Linked DNA regions of Homo sapiens: region 1 is linked to region 2. A link is a loop called in an ENCODE intact Hi-C map of the cell type or tissue named here. Cell type or tissue: endothelial cell of umbilical vein. All regions are shown on one strand. Links, peaks and the distances in the headings refer to the core of each region. The heading gives the core; the rest is flanking DNA.

Evidence for each region. Peaks named below come from ENCODE experiments on the same cell type or tissue, not always from the same donor. Only the 100,000 strongest peaks of a DNase experiment are listed, where the experiment ranks them.
Region 1: it touches region 2 in a loop (33-fold over the local background); 2 of 110 quality-filtered maps call a loop at or near these places.

Annotation. Positions count from the first base shown.
Region 1 is chr5:36,776,008-36,778,821 of GRCh38, forward strand. No RefSeq gene overlaps it. Among named protein-coding and RNA genes, the nearest start is that of SLC1A3-AS1, 52 kb to the left of the region's middle. In endothelial cell of umbilical vein, for the core only: no CTCF peak of the experiment used is centred there; a DNase peak (open chromatin) is centred at 1,284.
Region 2 is chr5:37,004,764-37,007,576 of GRCh38, forward strand. It overlaps NIPBL (NIPBL cohesin loading factor), which reads left to right. Exons shown (of 47, transcript NM_133433.4): 17 at 1,594-1,825; 18 at 2,560-2,711. Among named protein-coding and RNA genes, the nearest start is that of NIPBL, 130 kb to the left of the region's middle. In endothelial cell of umbilical vein, for the core only: a CTCF peak has its summit at 1,386 (motif pointing left); DNase peaks (open chromatin) are centred at 678 and 1,348.

The DNA.
Region 1 (2,814 bases), core at 74-2,573, 230 kb before region 2:
CATGAGCAAAATGAATGTTATCTTAAGCCATTAAGTTTGGGATGATTTGCTATACAGCAATATGTACAGACAGAAAACCTCTCAGAATTGGCTCAAAGTGCAAAATTAGTTGTGTCTGTTGTGACTGCTAACCAAAAGTCAACCACTGCAGATGAAACTCTCCAAAACCTGGTAAACAAGTAAAAGTGTTCTGGAGATGTCAGACTCTTTCCCCAGCCACCCCAGTACTTACTCAATGGGCACGTGAACAAGTTACCATGGTGGAAGGGATGAACTTTCCCTCACCGAGGCTGATCTGGCTACTTCTGTTGCTGAGTGCTCAATCGGCCAACAGCAGAAGCCAGTAATGAGTCCACAACATAGTACCATAAAGTAGTACCTGGTGGGCAGCTGACTCTATAGAAAATCCTCCCTTGTAGTAAGGCAGAGATTGTCCCAAAGGAGTAGAGATGTATTCTGAGTTTGAGTTATCTTTCCTATCTGTCATATTTCTGCCAGTACTGCCATCCACAGACTTACTAAATGTCTTGTTCATTCAACTACTGACCAAGGAACAAAATGTAAAGAAAAATTAAGCATATTATAAATATGGTAATCATTACATCATTATGTATACCATCACCCAGAATTACTCAGCCTTCCAAAGCAGTAAAAATGGCTTACTAGGCCGGGTGTGGTGGCTCACACCTGTAATCCCAGCACTTTGGGAAGCTGAGGTGGGCAGATTACCTGAGGTCAGGAGTTTGAAACCAGCCTGGACAACATGGTGAAACCCCATCTCTACTAAAAATACAAAAATTAGCTGGGCGTGGTGGTAGGCACCTGTAATCCCAGCTCCTCGGGAGACTGAGGCAGAAGAATAGCTTGATCCCAGGAGGCAGAGGTTGCAGTGAGCCAAGATCGTGCCACTGCACTGCAGCCTGGGTGACAAGAGCAAGACCCCGTCCCCCCCCAACAAAAAAATGGCTTACTAAAGACTCAGTTATGGTGTCACCAAGGAAATATTACCATGTTAGGTTGAAATGCTTTCCTACAAGATGTGATATAAGCTCTGATTAAAAAAAAAAAAAACCGATAAGGGGCTGAAATGGAGTAATAAGGGCCAGATTTATGCTCTCATCTGTAACAACCAAAAAAAGGACACAACGTATTTGAACAAACAGTTTGGAAGACACTAGACATCAAGCAATGAAGGACGGTGATCCTGAGAAACAGGAAACAAATGAGGTAAGCCCTACGATTGCCCCCGCTTACTGGCTTGAGTTTCCAGGCTGCAGTACAGGGAAGGAAACCTTAGGTGGAGCCAGATGGATTTCCTGAATTAAGGAGACAGAACTAAGAGTTCATCTCAGGGAGACTAAGTTGCCAGAAATCACATTAAAGTATACCAGAGAGGACAGAGCTGCACACAGAAAGAACCCCAGACATCTGCAGAGGCTCCCAACTACACATTCAGCAGAGTAATGATCATCCCATGTGTGTAAGGAAAATACCTTAGGCCAAAGAAAGAACCATGTGAAAGGATTAGAGGGAACAGTGCCTGGCACCCACACACGGATTGAAATAGTACCCACCAACCAGACTAGAAAACCTCATAGGCTACAGGGCATTGGGTAGAATACTTGGAATGCTCTTGCCTCAGGAGTGGAAAATAATGAATCCTAGACTAAACTTAGCAAATCCTAAAAGCAAGACCCAAAAGAATCAAACTGTGTCCCAGAAACTTACTTGTGTTGAAGAATAAAGCTCAAGAATATTCACAGAAATACAAAACTATACAAGATCTAACAGGGTATGCCTTCCTGTACTGCAGAGGCTAGAAAGCTACAAACAACATTTCCCAGGTTCCCTCACAGCTAGGGTCCTGGAAGCAAATATTTTTTTTTTTTTTTTTTTTTGCGGAGGGGGCCAGTATTTTGCCAACCAGATATATTTTCATGTGACTTGGAAGGTAGAAGTAAGGCAGAGGAATTTTTCCTGATGCTTTGTTCTGCAGCCACATTCCTGTATCCAGGTAGGAACTCTGTGGGTATTATCGCAGCAGCAATAGTGGCTGATTGATTTGGCAGAGTTCATTGAAGTCAGAAATTCCAGCACAACTTTCCAATTTTTCATCTTCCTAATAATGGCAGATGTAGCAGCTCCTCTTGCAGGACAGTATAGTGGTATTATTCTGCAAATGTAGCCTAAATAACATTCCTCTAGTCCTTCCAACTCCTTATATTATACCTCTTTTAGATTAAAACAGCTGAAATTATTTGTTTCTTAAAAACAAATTCTATTATAGAGTTTGTATTATTTAGCTGCTTCTATGTAACAAATTACCCCCCAACCCCAAAAAACTTAGTGGCTTAAAACAATAAACATTTATTATCTTATGATTTCTGTGGGCTAGGAATTTGAAATCAGATTAGCTTGATGATTCTGGTTCAGAGTGTCTTGTGTGGTTGCAATCAAGATATTAGCCAGGGCTACAGTCATCTGAAGGCTTGAGTGGGGCTGGAGGATCCACTTCCAAGATGGCTCACCAATAAAAATGTTGTCAGAATGACTCAGTTCCTCACTTGTATTTGGCAGGAGGCCTCAGTTCCTCACTGCATGTATTTCTCCACAGGGTTGCCTGCATGTCCTAACAACATGGCAGCTGGTTTCCCCCACACACACCACCCTGCCCCCTCACCAGAACAAGCAATCTAAGGAAGAAAATGAAGATAATGCTGCAGTACCTTTTATGACCTTGTCTCCTAAGTTGCATGCCATTACTTCTACTTTATTCTGTTCATTAGAAGCAAATCACTAAGTTCAGCTTACAGT
Region 2 (2,813 bases), core at 314-2,813:
TTTCCAAAACACAGAAAGCACCAAAAAAGCTATATTCTAATCCAGCAATGACCATTTTGAACACTTTTGATATATATACTTCTCATGTATACGTATGTAGTATATATATTTAATATACAAGCACTAGATTTTATTTTATCTTATGAGGGAAATGCTCTTGGTGTTTACAAAAGCCACAGGATTGCTAGGGGATCTACATGGAATAAAACAAGCTTGTCCAACCTGTGGCCCACTGGCCCGTGTGGCCCAGGACAGATTTGAATGCAGCCCAACACAAATTCGTAAACTTTCTTGAAACATGAGGATTTTTTGCAATTTCTTTTTACGCTCATCAGCTATCGTAATTGTTAGTGTATTTTATATGTAGTCCAAGACAATTCTTCTTCCACTGTGGCCCAGGGAAGCCAAAAGATTGGACACTTCTGGAATAAAATATGTAGAAAAATAATCTCAGGTGGTTGTTTTCTGGATTATTAAATATATTTATATTTTTAAGTGCCCTCTCTTTACTTTTTGCATCACAGAAACAAAGGCTTAGAGAAACCTAAAGTAACAATCTACTCCATTGTTAGTCTACAAGTTACTTAAATACTTCGCCAAGAAATTGTGATAATCATCATCAGAAATCTAGAGTTCTGGAGAGCTGGCTGACTCAGTCTTAAGGAAATTACTTTCATCCCTAAAAACCGTAACAGTATTTAATATGTTGTGGATAGCCTTAACGTTTGGCATGAATCATGAGCCTCCTTAACTGACTCTTCCAAACAAACAGCAATGTTCGCATCAAAGACAAGCTACTTTATCTTTCCTTTGTGAGGTTTTAGGCATTACTGAACAGAAAGCCCTGTCTGCTTTACATATTATATATCGTGTTTTTGTTCGTTTTCCTAGGGTATAAGCTTTGAATTGGAAGTAGTCCTGTAATATAGTTTATATTTCATAACTAAAGATGTGATAGAAGGATTTTTACTTTAACAGTGAGATTACTCCTAATTTGCAATGTCAAGTTGCTGATGTGTAAATTAAAATAAAGTCTTCTGTCAGTTCTTAAATTATCCATTTAAAAAAAGTCTTCATTAGTCTGCATATTACTACTTTTTAATCTCAGTTTCAGAAACTGTGTTGTCGAAAAGCAGGTGTTAGGAATGATTGTCAATTTTAGTACTAAGTAAGATTTTACCCTTTGTCATTAATTTTTGCTTTGTTATCACAGCAGCAAGCAGAATTTATAAAGTCTTTAAACTATCATAATGTTTATACCCAAAACACAAAATTAATTTATATGCAGTTAAAGTCATAAGCTAAATCTTAAATTCGGATAAAGCACACAAAGGATATAAAGATAATTATAACTTTGTCAGTAGGGTGTCATCTAGTGGTGAAATGAGGTAGAGTATATCACGTTTGAAAACATTGAAACACAAATCGTGCTCAAAGTAGTATCAGTATTTGTACCTCATTCTGGATATTCTTAAAAGAATTAACACACATCATAACACTTTTCCACCAGTGAAAATCAAATCATAATTTTAATGTATATTTTAAACCTATAAATGTGTTTATTTCCATTTCATTAACAATACTGTTTTACAGAATAACGATACTGAAGAAGAAGAAAGGTTATGGAGAGACCTTATTATGGAGAGAGTTACAAAATCAGCGGATGCTTGTCTTACAACTATCAACATTATGACATCCCCTAACATGCCAAAAGCTGTGTACATTGAGGATGTAATTGAAAGAGTTATACAGTACACTAAATTTCATTTGCAGAATACACTTTATCCTCAGTATGATCCTGTTTACAGATTAGATCCTCATGGAGGTTAGTTCGTATAATATCAAAATTATTGTAAATTTTTGCCATGTTAGATGAGTCAAAATAGGACTTAAAATGGCACCAAAATTTTTGAATCATATAACTTGTAATAAACACTGATTTTGATTATGGATTTGACTAGAATATAGTACTTGTTCAATTATAATTTCTTTAGGAACATTTATATATAATAGAAGTTATTTCTACTTGTCAGGGAAAATCTCAGAAAATACTACCTTCTGGTTTCATTTATCACTTCGCCCTAATTTTACCCAAAATAGCAGTTGTCTACAAAATGGATTGATTCAAGATAAATACTCCTTTTCTTGTTCTTAACCTTTATAAATGAGCAATGAAATGTATACATTTGAAGGGAGTAAGGTCATACCTAAGTATAGTTCCTGAATAATGAACTTGACGATCTATTGTATAACTGCAAATTAATTTAAAGGGAAATATAATCTTACTATCCTGCTCCAATGGAGAAAAGTAGAAATCAAGATAAAATAATATTTTAGATACAGGGATTTAATAGCTGCTGAAGATTATCTGATGCAAGAATGTTTCTAATAGAATATCTCTAGAGAGTAATTTTCTATTTTAATAAATAAAAAGCTTTATCTTCCAGGTTCTGTAGCTAGAAAATTGTGTTCTCTTAATTCAAAAAACAGTTTGAGTACTGTTTATTAAAAATTATTAAAAGTTGATGTTTTCCTTATCTTGAATTTGTTTCATTTTAGGAGGCTTATTAAGTTCAAAAGCAAAACGGGCTAAATGTTCTACCCATAAGCAGAGAGTAATAGTAATGCTTTATAACAAAGTTTGTGACATTGTTAGCAGCTTATCAGAATTGCTAGAGATACAACTTCTTACAGACACAACAATTCTTCAGGTAAGATTTTTTGGTAAGCATTTTGTATATTTCTAAACTAAATGATTAAGTCTAGTATAACCTAGCTCACTCAATAATAAGACCAGCACTATATTATCAAGA